2 separate regions of the Homo sapiens genome follow, and region 2 is linked to region 1. Evidence: read pairs that join two places in POLR2A ChIA-PET (ENCODE). Cell type or tissue: CD4-positive, alpha-beta T cell. All regions are shown on one strand. Links, peaks and the distances in the headings refer to the core of each region. The heading gives the core; the rest is flanking DNA. Region 1 overlaps ENTR1 (endosome associated trafficking regulator 1). Region 2 overlaps NOTCH1 (notch receptor 1).

Evidence for each region. Peaks named below come from ENCODE experiments on the same cell type or tissue, not always from the same donor. Only the 100,000 strongest peaks of a DNase experiment are listed, where the experiment ranks them.
Region 2: POLR2A ChIA-PET joins it to region 1 with 6 read pairs; 4 of 35 experiments call an interaction of 5 or more read pairs at or near these places.

The regions. Positions count from the first base shown.
Region 1 is chr9:136,401,706-136,406,411 of GRCh38, forward strand. ENTR1 (endosome associated trafficking regulator 1) reads right to left here. Exons shown (of 10, transcript NM_001039707.2): 6 at 4,200-4,273; 7 at 3,386-3,497; 8 at 2,926-2,988; 9 at 2,350-2,489; 10 at 217-1,182. The coding sequence ends at 1,083. Among named protein-coding and RNA genes, the nearest start is that of SNAPC4, 3.9 kb to the left of the region's middle. RefSeq lists an enhancer at 3,410-3,479. In CD4-positive, alpha-beta T cell, for the core only: no CTCF peak of the experiment used is centred there; DNase peaks (open chromatin) are centred at 1,612, 2,026 and 2,796; H3K4me3 peaks cover 1,016 bases; H3K27ac peaks cover 1,736 bases.
Region 2 is chr9:136,525,254-136,541,555 of GRCh38, forward strand. The region is part of intron 2 of NOTCH1 (notch receptor 1); the gene reads right to left. It overlaps LOC124902310 (a long non-coding RNA gene), which reads left to right. Exons shown (of 3, transcript XR_007061865.1): 3 at 1-324. Among named protein-coding and RNA genes, the nearest start is that of NOTCH1, 13 kb to the right of the region's middle. RefSeq lists enhancers at 1,058-1,929, 13,597-14,264, 14,047-14,136, 14,147-14,206, 14,425-15,109 and 1 more and silencers at 13,437-13,576, 15,944-16,238. In CD4-positive, alpha-beta T cell, for the core only: no CTCF peak of the experiment used is centred there; DNase peaks (open chromatin) are centred at 13,608, 14,068 and 14,608; H3K4me3 peaks cover 2,134 bases; H3K27ac peaks cover 2,454 bases.

The DNA of each region.
Region 1 (4,706 bases), core at 805-3,304:
CTCTGAAACGTGCAGCTGCGTGACTCACACGTCCATCACGTGTGGGTCCCAGTGGTCAGGCCCAGGCAGCAGTGGTCTGAGTCTGCCCCTAACCCCAAGGGCTGAGGACCTGGAGAGAATCTGCCAGCACAAGGCACCAGTTAGGGCAAGAGCAAGTGAGGTGTGGAAGCCCACGGCGTTCTCCAAGGACTGGCTAAGTCAGCAGAGAAGAGACAGTGCGGTGAACTACAGAATTTATTAAATAAGAAAGCTATCAATTGGAACAGGAGGAAAAAAAAGTTTTAAAAAAAATCTATAGGAAAATAGTCAAAAAAGCATTTAGTGCTCATCGCCGTCCCTCTGAGGGGGGCCGTCAGAAAGGCAACTGGGACCTGACAGACCCGGGCACATACTTGAAATTCCTGAATTCTAACCTGCATTGTACAAAATGCCACTTGAAACGTCCACCAGAACCCCCAGCCAAAGAGGCACATCTGGACAGCTTCACAGCACGGAACGTGTGACCTTGGTCCCCGTGGGTCCCGGAGGAGGACAGCAGCAGCCACGCGGTGGCCCCTGCGCACTCAGGCCATGACTGCAGGGACCACCCACTGGGGCCACAAGAGTGACCCGGGAGCCAGAGGGAGCCCTGAGCATCGGCGGAAGGCACAGGTCCCTGCCCGGGGTGGCCATCTCAGAGGCACATTTAGTGTTTGTTCTACTTATGAAATCAAGGACAACCAATTGTACTTATCTTACAACTGATGTTCTGGGATGGGACTGGAAAACATTGATTCCAGAACCACTCTTTTTCTTAAAATCACTGGCTTTTATGACAATGTCTTCCAAGAGCTCATTAGAATCTATAAGATCGCAGGAATTTCGCCAAGAAGGGCTGCATAGAAACCACAGAGACAACTCGGCCAGGGCTGCTCCCATTGTGGTGGCCAAGAACTGGCTGAGGGCACGACACTGGACTCTTGCGATCAACACTTTACTCTGGGTGAAGACTGCATATTTAAGGACACAACTGCACATTTAGATCGAGCGGTGGTGACCTCAGGGTATACACGGAGCTTCATGCTGAGAACACCCAGGGGTCCTCAAGAGTCTTCCTCCTCGTCTTTAACTTCAGAAATTCTGTCTATAGATTTAAGGATTTCGGCAACAAGATTCAGTGTCTCAGCTCCGGAAACCAGTTGCCTGAAAACAAGCATGGATATCAGGATGGGTGGCAGCAGCTACTCAGCAGCAACAGGGTTCTGGGGGGAGAAAGGGGAGGGGTTGGTAGGGGGAAAAAGGGAGGGGTTCCAAGGGGTAGGGAAAGGGGAGAGGTTCTGAGTGGGAGGAAGGCGAGGGTTTCCAGGGGGAAGAATGGGGAGGGTTTCCACAGGGGGTGGGGGGCAGAAAGGGGAGGGGTTGGTAGGCAGAAAAAGGGGAGAGGTTCTGAGGGGGAGAAAGGGGAGGAATTCCGGGGGTGGGGGTGGGGAAGGAAGGGGAGGGTTTCCAGAGCGGGGAGGGATTCCACAGGGGAAGGGTTCTGGCGGGGAGAAAGGTAAGGGGTTCCAGGGAGAAAGGGACAGAATTCTGGGGGGAGAAACAGAAGGGGTCCCAGGGAGCAAGGGGTGGGGTTTGCCGGGGGGAGAAAGGGACAGGGTTCCAGGGAGCAAGGGGTGGGGTTTGCCGGGGGAGAAAGGGACAGGGTCCCAGGGAGCAAGGGGTGGGGTTTGCCGGGGAAGAAAGGGACAGGGTTCCTGGGAGCAAGGGGTGGGGTTTGCCGGGGGAAGAAAGGGACAGGGTTCCTGGGAGAAAGGGAGGGGCTGGGGGAGAACCACAGGTTTTCCACTCCTAGCTCCTCTTGGAGGAGACCCACACCTGACTTCACAGGAGACGGCTCCCTTGTTCACAGGGAGTGCTCTGGGGGCCAACACCGCCCTGCAGAGCTCAGCCCAATGGGTGGCAGACACTCACCACTGTCACAGTCATGGTGGCTGGCGTGTCCCCAGCCAGGCACAGCAGTAAGGGCCTTCTGGGAAGTGGCTTTTTCAGCAGGAGGGAAACCCCCACTATTTCCTTTATTCAGAGCTTCAGCGCCCACATGGGGTGGGGCTGAGGTTCAGTGCAGGGTGCTGTGGCTGTCTGCACCTCCCAGGTGGGATCAGACACTGCGAGGCAGGTTAGAAAGCCTGTGGTCTGTCCACACAGTGACCCAGAGAGCTAACAGGACCACTGAGCACGCGTCCCTCCCTGCAGCTCCCTGGTCCTCCAGCCACGGTGCCATCAGCCTGGGCCCCCACCCAGGATCACTGACGACCACTCCAATCTCACCCCTTTCCCCGCCAGGCTTCCCGGTGCCTCCCAGGCACTCACTTGATGGAAGCCTGTGCACTGTTCATGACCACCCGGAGGTTCTGCAGGGCCACGTCGGCGTTCTGCTTCACCACGGTCAGGCTGGCACCCTGGCCGCACCGCAGGGCTTCATTCTCTCGCTGGAAGTTGGAGACCTGCGCCTGGGGGGACGGTTACGGCTAAGGACAGAGCAGCTCCGAGGCAACCCGGCTGAAAGTCACCACCTGGCGAGGCGAGGGCTTACCCGTGGGGGCCTGGCACTCAAGATGCATGCTCTGGCCTAACTGGGGGCTCGCCTCTGGGACTGGGGGCCTAATGGCTTCCCCTTCACTCCAGTATATGCTCAGCACCTAGCTCTATGGCAATAGGGACTCCTACAAGTGGATGCCCCGTGCCAGACCCCAAACTCCCAACAGAGCTCCAGGGCCTCCCTCTGCTTCACGCCCTGACAGGAAGCGGCTGCTGTCCTCATTTGAAGTCCTTTCTCTGCTTGGGCTCAGGGGAAACCCCAGCAGAGTCTTTCGCCTCTTTCTTACTGAATTCATTATGTGACTCCACAAATCAAAGAAAAACACTGAAGTCCCTTCCTTTAATTACCTGGAGCAAACTGATTTCCTGTTTTAGTTTCACGACGTGGTTTTCTGCCTTTACAGCCCGTTTCTGTTACCCAAAAAAGAAAAACCACAAAAAGCATCACTGATGTCCTCACATTCATACCGGACACGGGCCCCAACCCAGGGAGCAGGAGGGCACCCAACCTGGCTGTGGCCCTTCACAGCCCCTGTGCCCCTCCCAGTCCCGCCTCCACTCTCAGACCACCCCTGGGAAGGGCTCATCGTGCAGTGTCTGTGCTCTGGCCCCCCACTCCCCACGGATGCCCTCGTGGGCCAGCTATCCCCAGGCACAGCGAGACAGCGACGTCAAAGAACACCAGTCCCAGAGAGCCACATGGCCCCGCTCCCAAGGGCAGGCTGCACCGGCTGCTGAGGACAACAGCACTTTCTCAGGAGCGCTCCTGCCCCACCCAGCTCGTCCGATTCAGAGAAGAAACCCATACGGTCATCAGCTCCAGGTTCTGCTCCACCTGCTGAACCACCGACTCCAGGTCGTGGTAGTCGCTTTCCTCCTTGATCATTTTTGCTTCTAACTTCCGCTCAAGCGTCCTCACCCTTGTTAAAGAAAAACCCGAGTTGTTAATTTCTGTGGCTACTTTTAAGAGGACTACAAAAAGATACCTCATGAGCCAGATAAAACCCGCTAAGAGCCTGTGATGGAATGGGTCTCAGGCACAGAGGGGAGGCAGCGGCAGCCTCAGGCCTGGACCTGTAGCCACCAGGCAGGCGTGCAGGGAGCGGCTCTCACAGCACTGCTGCTCCAACAAGGTGTTTGGTGGCTTTTTGCCTAAAGTTTAAAATAAACCTTGGCCAGGCGCCGTGGCTCATGCCTATAATCCCAACACTTTAGGAGCCTGAGGCAGGAGGATTCCTTGAGCCGAGGAGTTTGAGACAAGCCTGGGCAACATAGTGAGACCCTGTCTCTACAAAAATAAGATTTAAAAATTAGCCAGGTGCAGTGGCAAACGCCTGTGGTCCCAGCTACTCAGGAGGCTGAGATGGGAGGATTGCTGGAGCCAAGGAGGTCAAGGCTGCAGTGAGCCGTGATTGCGCCACTGCACCCGAGCCTGGGTGACACGGCAAGACTGTCTCAAAATAAACTTTTAGGCAGAACACAGAAATGTGTTTGATGCTGAACATTTATATACAATAAAACCCAGATCTGGTTTGACTCTGATTACTTCATTATCATTTAAAAACGGATTTCCCTGTGTATTAGATGTTGTGGATTGCATTCCTAACTAAAAGCTTACATACATTTCTGTTTGAGCTTCAGAGAAGCTCTGAACCTCATTCAGCTTTCTTCTCAGCTTAGAATTTTCATCTTTCAGCTGTGGAGAGAGAACATCCTTATTAGAAAGTCAGCATGTCTGGCTCAAAAGGGCGTGTGCTTCTGCGGTGTGGCTCCAGAGCCTCCTGATAAGCAGAGATGCTGGGTCAGTGCAGCATCCACCTGCAGCCACTACAGAGGGAGACCACAGACGGAGGCAGGCACTTTTCAAAGACCTGTGGTCACAGATGCCAGTTAATTTTACTCAGAGGCCGGGGGCAGTGGCTCGCGCCTGTAATCCCAGCACTTTGGGAGGCCGAGGTGGGCGGATCACAAGGTCAGGAGTTTGAGACCAGCCTGGCCAACACGGTGAAACCCCCGTCTCTACTAAAAATACAAAAATTAGCCAGCAGTGGTGGCGGGCACCTGTAGTCCTAACTACTCGGGTGGCTGAAGCAGGAGAATCACTTGAACTCGGGAGGCGGAGGTTGCAG
Region 2 (16,302 bases), core at 13,256-15,755, 140 kb after region 1:
AGCCAGGGGAGGGGTCCTGCATCTCCACCCAGGCCTGGTCTCACCTGTTCCCTGCGGCAACAGGCGCAGAGCCTGCCCCCCCCAGCCACCTGCTGTGGTCATAAATCTCCGGCCCCAGTCACCTCCTGGCCTTGCGCTCCGGGAAAAGGTCTGGGACCCGCCGGGCGCCGCTCTTCCCAGTGGTGAAGCCTCTGAAGCAGAACATGCCACCAGCCTCAGCGGCCCCAGCGGCCCGGGAAGGCAGCAGCCTCACGGCTCAGGCCCTGGGTGGGCATGGCCTCCTCCAGATGGGATGTACAGAGGGAACCGTCCCGCCTTCCGGAGCCCACCTGGGTGCGGGGCTGCGGCGGCCGCCTGCCCCAGGACCGGCCCTGAAGCTGCCGGCTTCCCACAGGACCCCCACCGGCCCCCCAAGTCCTCGCCTCCTCTCCCGCTTATTCCCACCCCAGTGTCTCCAATCAAACCTGTGCTATGTGTGGCAGTGGCCTGGGGGGGCCTTACCCCGAGGGGCTTGTGGAGGCTGGGGGTGGGGGTTCCTGTGCGTTTCTCAGCAGCCAGCCACGCCCCTGTCCCAAAGGCCCGGGAGGCATCTGTCTTCCCCGAAGGCTTTTACCCGTGACCACGGCTTGGGTAGAGAGAACGCAAAAGGGCCACTCTGGCCGACCATCTGTTGCCAGAAGCCAAAAGTCCCAAACCAACTGGCTTAAAGAAAACACATGTCACCCCTTCCAAAGGGGCTCTGGGGAATTCACTCAGGCCTTGCTACGGCTCCTGCCAGCCCAGTGAGCGACGGGCACAGCCCCGGAATGAGGCTCCCCCTCCTCCATCCCATGTGGCCGGTCACTCCGGGGCTGCAGCGACAGACCTGCCTCTGCGGGCACCTGTTGGGAGGGCAGACGTGGTTCCCACTGCATGCAGATCCAGTTACAGGCTGGCCGGTCCCCGAGGTGGAGCGGCCGCTGGGAACCCGTGGAGTGCACAGGCTGGGCTGGGCTGGGCTGTGGCCACAGGAGGGGCGCCCTCCCTCCACATAAATGCCCCATTGTCAGGCGGGAGTTGGCCACAGCTCCCGCTTGGAGAAAAGGCCCTTTTTGCTTTCCCAGCCGCTGAAGTCGGCAGGGGGTGGGTACAGGACAGAGGGCGCTCGGTCATCAAAGCCGGGGCTGGAGGCTCCTCAGCCTGGCCCATGCAAGCTGGTCCCCTGCCTCCCGGCCCCTCGAGGCTCCAAGGAGCGGGAAAAGCTCACCTGCTGGGCAAGACGGGGAGGAGGGGCAGGGGAGGCCCATCCCACAGCTTTAGGGGACCCCAGAGGGGAGACGCTGGAGGTCCGAGCCCCTAGAGCAGTCTCCCACCAAGTGCCCTGAGGTCACAGGACATTGGCTGTCCCTGAATGGACCACGACACTCTGCCCGGACACCGGGCCCCACTCCCCACCCTGAGCGCGGACCCCAACGTGGAGGACTGTGGGAGAATCTGCCCAACCGGACGCATCCCAGTTAACGAGGCTGTATCACGCCGGGCCAGCAAGAGGAAAACACGCCCCATAAATCAGGCGTCGGTGCTCGGACAAAGGGCGGCTGGGAGCAGGTGTCAGACGTGGCGGCAGCTGCTCCCAGCGGGTGGGGCAGGAGCCCCAGCCGGAGGCCTGAGGAGGCTCCCGTGGGGGAATGCAGGCTGAGAGGGCCCATTGTCCGCCCCCACTCCCAGCCTGGGCATCGGACACCACAGGGAAGGCCCCTGCCACGGCCCCACAGCCACGGCTTGGAGGTTCCGTGAGACGCGCTAGCTGGGGGGAACCGGGCCGAGCCTGGAGAAAGTTTTGAGCCAGGTGTGGGGGTCTGTGTGTGGGGGGCAGCTTTGGGCCCAGTCTCCCGCTGCTGCTGTGGGCAGCCTCCAGCCTGTGCCCGCCCCAGTCTGTACCTCTCTCCCACATGGCCACAGAGCTGGAGCACCCTACAGACGGCGAACACCTGCCCTCCGCACAGCACCCAGACGTCCCTGAGAAGGTGGGAGGGACCTCAGGCCTGCAGCATGGCCATGGCCAGGACCACCAGCCTGTGAGCAAATCCTTCACAGCTTTGGCGCTGGCCACACCCCCGGTACCCGGGCCACTCTGTCTTCAATGCTGTCCCGGCGGCCAGGTGGGTGTGGGCCGCGAGGTGGGCGCCAGGGCTTGGCCGAGTGAGGTGGCACCCAACAGCTGCCGCGCCCACGGGGATCCTCAGGGCTTCCATGAGTGACCCGCACCCCACCTTCCACCGTCCCCGCATCTCCTCCTATCAGGGGCGGTGGGGAGACCCCTCTGGGGCTAAAAAGTGAGGCTTGAGATAGGGAACGCCAGTCTCCCCCGACTGGACGAGAGAGCTGCCCTGTCCACCAAGCCACCCAGCTCTCGGGCTCCCACGGAGGAGACCCAACCCACGCCAGGTGTGCCCCCGTGGACTCCCCTTCCGTGCGTCCCTCTTAGGGTCACCCGGCACCTGCCTGTCCCATCCCCCACGCTCAGTGGCCTGGCGGCGCTGGGGTAACCTGTCCTATCTGGGCCCCCCGCAGGTGAGCGGCGGGCGGGGACTCCAGGAGGGCTGCGGGGGGAGGGTGCCAAGTGGCCCCGGCGCCTGCTGTGCCGCTCCCGCCACCTCTACCGCCACCACTTTGTTCCCGCCTCAGTATTTCCACTGTGCCACTCCCACCCTCCCTGCCAGGGCCGCTCCATGGAAATGCGACTCCAGAAAGCAGCAGGAGGCAGATGCTGCCGAGACCTTTCACCCAGGACGAATTCTAAATTGTGCTGTTTTCCTTTCTAAGCTAAGCGGCCATCTGCCACCCCCAGGGGACAGAAGACAGTTCCCTCCGCCCCAAAATGAGAAGGAGGGGTGAGAGGGACTCAGTGCGGGTAGGACTCACTCACTTCCTGCCCTCAAGGAGTTTATGGTCATGCAGGGCCAGGGATGGGGGCACAGGCAGAGGCCGAGCAGAGGGGTGGGGGTGTGGGGTCAGCTGGACCCAACCCAGCTGGGGTGTCAGTGATGTGGCTGGCTCTGCACCCGCCACAGGAACCAGAGACCCTGGGTGGGAGAGGTGCTTCCCATGGCTCCACCAGGTGACAGCACCTCCCAAGGCAAGGATGGGCAGGGACAGTGGGGGGGGATGGGCAGGGACAGTGCGGGGGGGATGGGCAGGGACGGTGAGGGGGGGATGGGCAGGGACAGTGTTGGGGATGAGCAGGGACAGTGCGGGGAATGGGCAGGGACAGTGAGGGGGATGGGCAGGGACAGTGGAGGGACGGGCAGGGACAGTTGGTGGGACGGGCAGGGACAGTGCGGGGGCCTCTCCGGTGCACAGGAGCTGCACTTCCCAGAGGGGAAGGAACGGCCCTGCACACCCCGGCTCCCTGGGAAGGGAAGGGGAGGAGCTGCCCGGCTGAAATCAGCATCTTAACACATCCCACCTGCTCCCCAGCAGAGCCACAGGTCCAGCCCCACCTGCCCTCCTTGGGCCTCACTGCCAATCCCGGCCCACTGTCCTGCCACAGAAGCCCAAGGGTCCCCTGGCAGCAGTGTGGTCCCTCACAGGGCAATAAATGGGGGTCTTCTCCCCAGACACCCCCAACAGCTGCTGCTCCCAGGGAGCCCGTGGCCACGTCCTGCAGGAGCCAATCGCTAGGCGGCCAGCCTGAGGGTGCCCCTGCCCCTGGGACCCCTCCCTCACCAGCAGGACCTGCCCCCAGCCTCAAGGGGCTTTCTGCCCAGAGGGGAGTCTAGGGCTCCCACTCTGCCTGCTCCTGTGATGGCAGGGGCACCCCCACGCCCTCCCCAGACCCAGATCCTGCCGTGCTCTGCTAAGACCCAGCAAGGCTGACCACCTTCTACCTACGCCACTGACAGTGGGCCCCACCAGGTGACCTGGGCCACACAGACAGGCCCACCCATCGGCCTGCCCAAGCAAATGGGGCCATATGTGGACTGGCTGGGGGGACACTGTGACCCCCTACTGGAGACGGGGAGACAAGGCCAGACCTGGGTGGGGATGCTTCCCAAGGCAGGCTTCCATGAGGCCAACGAGCCCAGCTCTAGCCCGGACCAAGGCTTCTGGGGCAGGGGGAGTCCTGGGACCTCAGCCCCTCCCTTGGGTAGAGGCTAGACCAAGTTTCCCCAATCCCAGTGGGCACCACCCACCTTCCAGGAGGCACCGGCTGCTAAGAAATGAGCTGGGCAGGGGGCTCGGGGTCCCACCTCGGGTCCTCTCCCACTGGAACGGCCAAGCAGCCCAGCCCTGGGGGATGGAGGAGGCTTGGGAAGATGCTGGAACCTCGTTGCTCACAGCCCCTTCCCTGGCCTCCCCAAATCCCCCAGAACAAAGAGCTATAGCAAGGAAGGCCCCGGGCTCCTCAAACCTGCCAGGACCCTGTGTCCCAACCCCTGTTCAAACAGCTGGCTGGAGCCTCTGCGGTGGCTAGGAGGCCCTGAAAGGCGCCCTGCAGCCGCTGGGTCTTTCTTCCCTTTCTGCTCCCGGCTTCCTTCCCCATCTTGGACAGGAGAGAGGGATGCAGGCACCGAGGGGGCCAAGGGGCCCACGACAGCCCAGCACCACCAGGCCTGTTCACCGTTGGAGCACAAAACCACGAGATTGGGGGCTGCGATGTGGGATGGCTGCCTCCAGCCACCACCTGCGGTCCCACCTGAGCTGTGGTCTTCCCCAGCGCCTGCAGCCGTTGGGCTGGAGCTGCTGAAAGCTGCACGGGGGCCCTGCCCTGGCTCCCAGGGCCCCAGGAAGGAGGAAAGGGGCAGTGGGGGCTTCAGGGAGGTGGGGGCCCAGAAAAGGAGCCAGCCCCAAACAGCCGCCGCTCCGGAGACAGCGGGCAGCAGGGGGCGGAGTTGGGTGGGGCGGGGGTCGCGGCCGGCCCGCCACAGCGCAGGGACCCAGCCGGGGTCTGAGCCGGGGCCAGGCTTTCCGGCCCAAACAGCTGTTGCCGGCACCCCCAGCTCTTTTGTCTGCAAATCTTTTCCCCCAGTTGCATCCTCGGATGGTTTAAAATGTGCGAAGGAGGAAGTGCAGGAAGGCCAGGTTTCCTCCTCTGGCTCCGGGGAAACCCTTTGTGTGGGAGGCGGGATGGGGACAGAACCTGTCCTCCCGGGAAGCTACCTTTCCCGCAGCCGGGAAAACAATGCCCTCACCCGACATGGGAACGGCTGTCTGCATCTGACCGACAGAAGGCCCGTGGAGATGGCGGAGCTGGGGTGGCCACTCTGGGGGCATGTGGCCAGCCCCTCCCCAAAATGCCAAGACACAGCCCAGCAGGCTCTGAGACCCCAGGAACTAGGTGTCACCAAAGTGCCCCCGCAGGCTGTTTGGAGTGTGAAAAACGCCTGCTGGAGCCCCACCTGCTGCTCCACTGCGGGAATTTCCCACGCGGATCCCCCAAAAGCAGGCATGTGTCTCCTGCCCTGGGTCACCCCAACGGCCCCTAGGGACCCATGTGGACAAACCTCTTGAGTTGGAGAGGCCAAGATGGTCATGACACGCCGGGGCTCTGCTCCCAAGAAGACCCAGCCCAGCCCTGCACCCCACGATGGCTCAGAGGCAGGGAAGGCAATGGACAGGCCCACAGCAGCGCTGCTGGAGGGCTCAAACCACACTCCATGAATGAAGTCGGGCATCACAGGCTGCGCTCCGGGCCAGCGCCAGACATGCTTCTGGCAACCTCCCACCACTGCTCCTGAACAGATCCTGTCGCTGGGGGTGGCAGGAAGGGGCTCCCCGGAGGGGCTCCTGTTCTCCTCTGGAGTGAGCCCCACAGCCAGCAGGGCAGTCGCCCGGAGGTGCTGACTCCATGTCCAGCGTCCTTGTTAAGAATGCTGCAGGGAGGGAAGGGATCCCGAGACATCTGTCCGGCACACACCAGCCCAGCAGTGAAGAAACTGAGCCCACAACCCTCCTGGCCTGACCTACACTCGGGCTTTCCAAGCTCTGTCTCATGGGACCCCCACAACCGCCCTGGGGGCGTGTAATGGGCCCATTTCACAGGTGAGAAAACGGGGCAGCTATGCCCAGCACACCACCCGGATCTGAAGGCAGCTCAGAACCACACCTGCTGATGGGGACCAGAGCGGGGCAGGGCAAGGCAGCTCCCCAGGGTGGCACAGGAGTGGCAGAAGCTCCCTGGGAAAGAGGAGGAAGGCGCGTGTCCCCCGCACCCCCAGCCCCACCCAGACGGTCTGGATGTTTTGCCTGACCACCTGATCTCCCAGGACCGGGAAGTCTGGAGCAGACAAAGCATTCTTACAGCTCCACCGAAACACAAAACCCTAGGGTGGTGGGGGCAGAGCCCTGGGCGAGAGAGACCCAGCCTCCCGCTCCCCTTCCTTCCTCCCGCCCAGCAGGAGGGCACCGATGCCCCTTCACCCACAGCACCCGCGGGGCGTCGGCACTGGTGAAAGAGGGACGAAGCCGAAGCCCACGCTGCCGGAGGAGCACTCCTGGCATCCCGGGGGCAGACGCCGCCCTCCTGCGCCTCCTCCCGCCTGTCCCGGGAAACCACCAGGACACCTCTGTGTGCCTCCCGATTCGGCCGCAGATGGACGGCGGCTTCAGTGGTGGCCCCAGAGGTCACCTCATCCCCATCACACCCGCCGGCTCCCTGCTCTCTGACCACACGAGGCACAGAGGGGCCTCCGAGCCCAGGAATCCTCCTCTCGGAACACCGCTCGCCTGCCGGCCCAGTCCCAGCGCCCAGCCCGGCTCACATACTGGCCCACTGTGCCCCTGGCACCCCCTCAGAGCCTCACTCTGCCCGGGCCCAGCGTGATCACCGGGCGCCTGGGATTACCCCACACTTGGGAAGTGGGATCCAGGCAGGTGCCTGCAGCCCTGGGAGGGGCCCATAAGGAGGGGCACCTGGGGGAGGGGCCTGCAGTGCCACAACCTGGGGGACACCAGGGTGTCCCAAGACAGCTGGCACAGGCTGGGGACTGTCTGGGGTACCTTTCCCTGTGGGGAAAGTTGGGGATTCTTGGGCTGGACTTGGCAGGTCCTAAAACTTCTGCCCCTCCAAGGCACTGAATAATGCCCAGCCTCGCCCAGTGCCTCGCGGCCTCGCCCAAAGATCTCGCACTACCTCACCCAATCCCGCAGGACCTCGCCCAAATCCCACACATGACCTCGATCAAATAGCACACAACTGCATGCAAATCCCACACAGTCTCCCCAGAGCCTGTGGCTGGCCTCTGGGAGAGACCTTCCTGGAGGGGCCCCCACAGCACCAGGAAGGGGCTCCAGGGTGGATGACACAGATGACACATCCCCGGGGGAGCCGGGCGTGCCGCCCGAGACCCAGCTACACCTCCCACAGCCGCCATGACTCCGTAGCCAACTCAAAAGAAGGCGCAACAATTCGCGGCAGTCGCCCAGCCACGAGGACGGCAGCTGGGGCTGTCAGGAGCCCTGGGGGACACTTCATGGCCCCAGCCGCTTCCCATCTCCTAAGGAGGAGGGGAGCTCAGAGAGGTGGTGGCGGCCCGGGGTCGCACGGCCCACGTGGGGGAAAGAAGTCCGTGGCCTGTGTTGTTGACCCAGTGCCACCCCACACCTGGAAGGGGGAAGGTCTCGTGGGGGTGGCCGGCCTGGACTGCAGCCCCTGCAGGCTGGAGCCAAGCCTTCCAGTCACCTGCAGCCACCCACCTGCCTCCACCTCCATTCCCACTGCCCACCTGGCCCCAGGGCTGCCGACAGCCCAGCCAGGCCCGTCCACCAGAGAGCTGCAGAGCTCTGTGCTGGGCCAGACCCTGGAGGCCCAGGACAGGACCTCGCCACGGCCTGAGCCCCGCCACCATGTGGACCCTGGACACTCAGCCCCGCCCGGCCTCCCCACCTGGCTCTCCGTCAGACAGGAATGAGGCCAGCCTCCTTCTGACCACTGAAGGGGAAGTAGGAGGGGCCACCCAGGGGCTGCACCCCGGGAGCTGGGACCAACCCAGGTCCCTCTATAAGGATGGAGAGTGGAGGCCCAAGGGGGGGACTCTGGCCCAGCCCCCTCCGCGCACCAGCCAGTGCCCAGCCTGAGCTCAAGCATCTCTTACTGAAAAGCCGTCAGGGAAACCACACATGTTCAACCCCTGGCGGCTCCCCCAAACCTCTCATTTCCAGTAACTGTGTGTTTCCGCTCGTCAACAGCTGAAACCGAGCGGAACTTGGGGGGCCCCACCACGCGGCCCTGCTGTGCGGCACGGGGCTCATCTGTCCCCCGGCTGCGGGGAGTCAGCTCTCACCGCCCACCTCCTTCCCAGATAGTCTCTGTGCCCACTCGACGGCCCGGCAAGCCCAGCCCCTGCCTGCCACGGCCACAGCAGCCTCAGAGAGCTGCCCTCTCTGGCCAGGGTCAGGGCCTGAGCTGCTGCCTCCCGCAGGGTCGAGGGCAGGACACTTGTCTGAGGCTTGGGTGGGGCAATGGCACCTCCTCAGGGCCTCAGCCCCCGGGCAGGCTCGGTGACCATGGGCCTACAGCAGGGAAAATTCTGGGCCAAAAGCTCCAGCCTCCTACTAGGGCATCTGTCTGCAAATGCACCTTAACCTGACCGCTTGGGCTGTGGGGGAGCCTGTTTCAGGGAAAGTGAGGGACGCGCCAGTTTCCTCCTTTGGACTTGATGAGGCACGAACGCATCTCTAATAAAGCCAGGTCTCCCCGCCGTGGCTCCCTGGGCGGGTGCCTGTGGCTCGGGCCATGAGTCACGCTGGGTAACCCCACTACGGGGAAGAGGGCAGGAAGCTGGGAGCCACCGCCTCTGTGCCCGGTTGTCATCTCGGCACGAGGGCGACCGTCGGCTTCGTCCTGCCCTCATGGCTGAGGGCTTTTGGGATGTGGCGGGAGACGGGGGAGTCCACTTCTCAAACCCGGTGCATCCTGCAGGGCCGCTGCACTCACAAAAAGGCTGACTCCACACAGGACCTGCCTCCCTGGGCCTTGGCTCAGGCTGGGGCGAGACTGGCCTCCTGTGCTACCTGTGGAAGAGTTTGTTCAGCAAATTGACAGTGTCAACAGAATGTCAAGGGGGCATTTACCCAGCTTTAAACAACCAATTCAAGCCCTTCAGAGATGCACAATGGACTCCGAGGCCAGGGGACTGCGTAGACAGGGTCGACATCTGATGACAAATTCTCATCTGCCAATTAGAGCAAGGTCGGGGCGTGTCACCAACCTCAGTGCCAGGCGGAGCAGAAGGAACAACACGACTATTTCTTGGGGAAAAATCTCAACTAGCAACCAAGGAGCTGGCAGGCCTCCCACTGGGCGAGAACAGCGCCCACCTGGTGCCCACCAGACTGAACAGCCCCGTGCAAGTGAGGCCGGGTGAGTGTTCTGTGGCCATTGGTCCCTACTGTGGCGGCAGGCGCTGTGGGGGTTGGGTCCGGGCAGCATCTGGGCCTGGCCTGATCCGGAGACGCCCTTGGTAGTGGCCACTCACAGACTGTGATTGCGAGGACCCCGATGGGGCCGCTGTGTGTGCCTGGGAACTGCAGGTGTGGATGTCAGAGGCAAAGCCTCCCCTGTGCACGCCCAGCACATCAGAGCCCCCCAGTTCCCTCTCACAGAGCCCCCAGTCCCTCCCCACAGAGCCCCCAGTCCCTCCCCACAGAGCCCCCCAGTCCCTCCTCACAGAGCCCCCGAGTCCCTCCCCACAGAGCCCCCAGTCCCTCCCCACAGAGCCCCCCAGTCCCTCCCCACAGAGCCCCCAAGTCCGTCCCCACAGAGCCCCCAGTCCCTCCCCACAGAGCCCCCGAGTCCGTCCCCACAGGCCCCACTGGACACCAGGCCCCAGACCTCCTTCCAGGAAATTGCAGGAACCACAGCAGGGCAGCCCCACAGACCTGAGGGAACCGCTGCCCCACCCCCGCCCCACAGAGCCCTGGTGTCTGGGCTGCAGCTGAGGCTGAGGGGCTGAGGACTCGGAGGATGGGATCTCCCGCCCAGCGGGTGCAGCCAGGTGGGAGGGGCCAGGCCCCCAGGGTTCACAAGGCCCCTTGGGGACCCACCCGAAGCCACCGCTTTGCATTAGGCAGGGCGTGCGGAGAGGGCCCTGTTTAACCGTGCGGGCTCAATCTGGAGTGTAGACGGCAGGACGCCCCCAGCCCTGGGCCCCTGAGCCTGTGAGTGGGGGGTTCAGAGGTGAGGCCTCTACAGAAGTCTCCCTCCCAGGGGCAATGGGTGCAGGGTAGGCGGGGAGCACTCAGGATCCCTCCCAGGGGCAATGGGTGCAGGGTGGGAGTGGGTGGAGGGGGGAGCACTCAGGATCCCTCCCGGGGCAATGGGTGCATGGTGGGTGGAGGGGGGAGCACTCAGGATCCCTCCCAGGGGCAATGGGTGCAGGGTGGGTGGAGAGGGGAGCACTCAGGATCCCTCCTGGGGCAATGGGTGCAGGGTGGGTCGGGGGGAGCACTCAGGATCCCTCCCAGGGGCAATGGGTGCAGGGTGGGAGTGGGTGGAGGGGGGAGCACTCAGGATCCCTCCCGGGGCAATGAGTGCAGGGTGGGTGGAGAGGGGAGCACTCAGGATCCCTCCCAGGGGCAATGGGTGCAGGGTGGGTGGAGGGGGGATCACTCAGGATCCCTCCCAGGGGCAATGGGTGCAGGGTGGGAGTGGGTGGAGGGGGGAGCACTCAGGATCCCTCCCGGGGCAATGAGTGCAGGGTGGGTGGAGAGGGGAGCACTCAGGATCCCTCCTGGGGCAATGGGTGCATGGTGGGTGGGGGGGAGCACTCAGGATCCCTCCCAGGAGCAACGGGTACAGGGTAGGGGGGCGCACTGAGGACACTGCTGGGGAGTTTCTCCTCCCAGAATTCCACAGGTCTCGGAGATACACTGAAAGCAACCCCAAAATGCTAGGACCGCCTATAACCGCCCTGCACCACCCCTGGGGCAACCAGGCACCCCGATGCTAACACGCACGCATCCTCCCGACAGGGAGAAGTCCCCCAGCTGCCTGCAGACAGGGCCTCGCTGTCAAGGGCCACTGGCTGGCCTGGTGCCCTGCAGGGGACATGGCGCTTCCCCGTCCCAAGGGCAACTTGGAGAGGACACCATCTGTGTCTCAGAGTGAGGGGCCAGGTTCCTAGCTCTCTCCTGTCACACGGGCCTGGATCTAGGCCAGGGCATAGCCAGTCACTCTAAGCTGACCCTGAGGGTCCAGGGGGAGAAGCAGCCTGGAGCCAATCACACAGAGCTCTGTCCAGGGAAGGGAAGGCCCCGGAGCAGGCAGACTGGGCGGGTGGGGGCTGAGATGCCTGCCCGCCCCATGGATGTGTCCAAAGCCTCACTGCCCCCCGCTGCCCCAGCCACCGCCGCTCCTTTGGTCTGGAGCTCCCTGCCGCTGACCCTGTCCCAGCCAGCGTGGAAGCTGCTCCGTGGTGGGCCTCACTTGAAAGCCACAGCAGGTGCACCCAGATGGGGTCCCACAGCACTGACTTTGCACACAGGAGGCCATGAAGGCTGCAGTGACTACCCCTAGCTTGTGGCCAAGCCCGTCCATCCTGTGGCCTGGTTCTTAAGGGGCATGCTCCTCCCCTGCCCAGGGGGGCCTGCATCTGCCGTGCCCACCCATACCCCAGGGTTCAGCATGTAGTAGATGCTCAATAAAGACCCTCTACTTTGCATTCTTACAGCACCAGGCGTGTGGACGCTCAGTGACCGCGGCCCCACTGTGTGCCTCCTGGGGGCTAAGGGATGCTGAACAGCTTGGCGGCTGGCATGAGTGAGGCCCAGGGACAGGTTGTGAGCCTGTCTCGGAGTCCTGAGCAGGACAGGGGCCGCGGGCACGCCAGTCCATCCTACAGGTTCACCTGGGAATATGCCAGGACTCCCTCTAGGGGGCTCTGTGGCTGTCGGGTGGCTGCACCGGCCCAGAGTGAGCGCCATCTCTTCCAGGAAGCCACCCCGGACGCCCTCCCAACACCTGCCTCCTCTGGACTGTCTGGGAGCTGGGATGCTGGGGTCCACCTCTGGCCAGTCCCTGATGCTTCTGGAGGCTAAAATGTAGTCCTCAGAAGAATGCAGTTCTAGTCCACGCGTGACATGGATGAACCTTAAACACATCACGCTCAGTGAAAGAAGCCAGGGGCAAAAGACCACCTATGGCACAATTCCATTCATAGGCAACGTCCAGAAGAGGCGAATTCAGAGGCAGAAAGCGGGTTAGTGGTTGCCAGGGGCTGGGGCAGTCAGGGCAGAGTGACAGTATTTGGGTACAGTTTCTGTTTTGTGCAGTGAGAAAGTCCCGGAACTAGATAGTGGTTGAATGAACTTGTGAATGGACTAGATGTCAAGCAACAGCATGCTTTAGTTCAAAAGTCACATTTTCAGCCTGGACAACATAGCAAGACCCCGCTTCTGCAAAAAAATTTAAAATTAGCTAGGCATGGTGGTGCACACCTGTGGTCCCAGCTACTCTGGAGGCGGAGGCAGGAGGATCGCTTGAGCCCAGGAGTTTGAGGCTGCAGTCAGCCGTGATCCCACCACTTCACTCCAGCCTGTGTGACAGGGTGAGACCCCATCTCAAAAAACAAAAAAGTGGCCATGCACAGTGGCTCACGCCTGTAATCCCAGCACTTTGAGAGGCCAAGGCAGGTGGATCACCTGAGGTTAGGAGTTTGAGACCAGCCTGACCAATATGGTGAAACCCTGCCCCTACTAAGAATACAAAAATTAGCTGGGAGTGGTGGTATGTGCCTGTAGTCCCAGCTACTCAGGAGCATCGCGTGAATCTGGGAGGCAGAGGTTACAGTGAGCCAAGACTGCGTCACTCTAATCCAGTCTGGGTGACAAAGCAAGACTCCATCTCAAAAAACAAACAAAAAAAGGCAAATTTTGTAATATGAATAAGTCATCACCCAGAATCCCTCCATATACATATCCATCCCCAAACCAGTCCTTAGCTCCCTTTGCTCCCAGGGAGCAGGGTGGGGTGGGGCAGGGCCACAAGGAGAACCCAACCAGGCAACTTTGGAAAAGGGCTTCCCTCCACCCTCCCACCCCTGCAGCCACTGCCCCTTCCCCAGCTGGGGCGACCACCGAGCCCAGCGCAGGCCTCGCCGCAGGGCCCACAGCCACCACCACGCCTTCAGCCCGCCCCAGGGTCCCGCTGGCTGTAGTTGGAAGGGGAATCACATACAGATGGGGAAACTGAGGCCCAGGGAGGGGACAGTGTGGGGAGCACAGCAAATCAGAGCCAGCCCTGCTTCACAGCCCCTCGGAGCTCCGGGCCCCACAGGAGAAAGCGCCAGCGCTGCCTGGGAAACTCGAGGCCGTCAAACGCAGCCCGGCCCACAGGTGTGATGCCCCAAAGCCAGCCGCTCGTTAAAGCTGCTGGTATTTCCTCCTCAGCCCGGGGAAAGATCCGGAAAGTTCTGGATATGCCTGCACATGAAGGTGAAAGCTGACGCCAGCCTGCCTCAGATCCCCACGCCCTCGCAGCCACAGCTTTCCCACCTGTGCGCTGGGGATGAAAACTGCACTGGCACACCTGGAGGGTGGGCGGCCGTCTGCCAGGGCTTTTACGAGGCTGGGTAACAGCGGCGTCCTGAGTGTGGAGCTGTCATCGCTGCATTATTGAGGAAGGCAAGCTAGACGCCCAATCGATTCTGCAAAGCCACATCCTTTCACTATTTATAGACGAGACATGAAACAGGAAAGGTCCCCTCCCCACAGCAAAAGGGTGCAGTCCCTCGGCCCGGCCTGGAACTGCCCAGTGGGCACCGGTGGCCGCTGCTGCCCATCACAGGTGCAGGGAATGAGGAATGAAGCCAGTCCCGGCTCCTGTGGGGTCTCCAGTTTGCCGCCCGCATCTGGGGGTCCCCGCACCCAGCTCTGCCCTGTGGAAGCACTTCCCCTGGTGCACTGTCTGCCCTGCCCTACCCTCTTCCTGCCAGGGTTGCTGTTTTCTTTCTCCCTCTCTCTTTTTCTATTATTATTCTTTTCAATGGAAAACATGTTGGCTGCTGTTCAGAGGCAGGGCCTGCCCCAAGGAGCCAGCTTCCTTCAGAGCACTCCAGGCTCCCACCCCAGTCTCCGCCCCAGGCCTTCCTGTTCCTGATGTCTCCCCAGTCTGAGTAGGTGAGACTTTCTATTTGACACTGTGTGGGGTTTTTTTTGTTGTTTTTTGTTTTTTTGAGACAGAGTCTCACTTTGTCACCCAGGCTGGAGTGCAGTGGCACGATCTCAGCTCACTGCAGCCTCCGTCTCCTGGGTTCAAAGGATCCTCCTGCCTCAGCTTCCCAAGTAGCTGGGATTACAGGCACACGCCACTGCGCCTGGGTAATTTTTGTATTTTTAGTAGAGACGGGGGTTTCGCCATGTTGGCCAGGCTGGTCTTGAACTCCTGACCTCAGGTGATCTGCCCACCTCGGATGCTGCATGTTTTTAAACATGTTTTTCTAACCCTGGCGCCCTTGAAGACCAGGTTCTGCATAAACAGGAGGTCCTGTCACAGGCCTTTCCGCTCAGCTCAGCATGAGGAGGAGAATCAACCTGTTCCTCCCCTGGCCACGCCCAAGACGAGGCAGGTGACTCAATGGAAAGAGCCAGACCGGGTGACAGGAGCTACCCCGTCCCTCCCCAGCCTCCCAGGCCGGCTGCAGGGCCAAGTCACTTCCCGCCTGAGCCTCCTTCCTCTTCTTTTAAGGGGAAGCCACGCCCCCAGTCCGCTTGTAGTCGGGAAATGACGGGGCAGCTCAGGCTGGCTGGGGCTGTGTTTAGGGACATTCGCTTGGGAGAAGGAGAGGGGCAGGGCTAGTAGGAATTCTGCCACTGCTGTGTGACCCTGGGGCTGATGGCGACTTCTCTGGGTCTCTTCTTCTCACTTATCGGTGCCTGATCCAGACAGCTTTACGGGGCTGCCGGGAGCTATGCCAGGCCACCACCGGGCCGGCACACCCCCAACATGTCCCACATGTGAGCTAGGTGCCTCTCTCACGCCTTGCTGGGAAGTGAACTCCACAGGAGCAGGGGCCATGTCTGCCCTGTCCCCACCGGGGGCCTGGCCTGGAGCAGAACGCAGCACACAGCAGGCGCTCAAACGTGTCTGTGAACTGGAGCCACCCTGGGAGATGGACTTCCCCGGAGCTGGAGCCATCCTGGGAGATGGACTTCCCCAGAGCCGGCAAGTCCCTCCCCAGGCAGTGCCAGGCCCAGCCCACCAGGCAGCACCTTTAGGATTCTCTGAATTCACTCGTCAATCAATTAAACATTCAGGAAGGAGGCTCTGGAAACCAGCACTGTCAGCCAACGGGGAGAAGGCGGGGAAGAAAGGAGCGCTGACCAGGTGCCCTCTCCACACGGTTCTCATGCAATCCTCACACACCACCAAGAGATCCAGCGTGTATCAGCCCGGCTGACATGCTGGGGAAACTGAGGCTTGCATGACCTGATGACCCAAGGTCACAGAGCTAGTGGCCAGGCCAGGCCTCAGACACGAGGTTGTCCAAAGCTAAAGCGCACCACCCAGCAGGCAGCTGGACATCCTCCTGGAGGTGCTGGGTGTGACAGCCTACCCCCATTTCTCCCAGCTCCTGGAAGACGCCCCGTGCCATTCTGACTCTGCCGTCAGCAGCCAACATCTTAGCTGCCCCCTGCCTCAACGCCCAGCCCAGACGCAGGCAGCCCTGGGAGAGCGTTTCAGACCAAGGACGTAGTCTCACCCAGACAGATAGGGTCCCTGCAGCTCTTCCCAGCTCTCCTCAAAACAAAGAGAAAAAAGGTGGAGCCCTCTTCAGTACCCCTTGCTCACACTGACGGAGCTGATGAGGGGGCTAGAGAAGAGCCAAGGGCCACAGTGACCCCCTGGGCCTGCTCAGAAGGCCACCATCTCCGACCACAGCCACCACGGCCACACCTCGCACAGCAGCTGCCCAGAGACCAACCATCCTCCGCCCACCAGCATGTGCTGCCAGGTGCTTTCTACCTGGCCACTGGCTGACCAGGCCACGGCGACACTCTGACCTCCTGGGAAGGCATTTTGCACCAACAAAACCACTTTTTCCAATCCCGGGCCCTGCAACCACCTGATTGGCAGCTTCCGGTGAAGGTTCCTTCTCTTTGGGATGGAAAGAAATGATTCACCCAGTACTAGTGAGCCAGGCACTGTGACGCCCATCATGACCATGCCCCTTCTACAGCGGAGGCAGCAAATGGCACCAAAAGCCAAAGCTCTTTCCGGGGTCACAGCTGGATACCACGGGGCCAGGATTCCCACTCAGGCTGGCAGGGCTCCAAGAGCCTGCACCCCAGACTCTTTCGAGAAACAGTGTGGGTTTCTCCCCT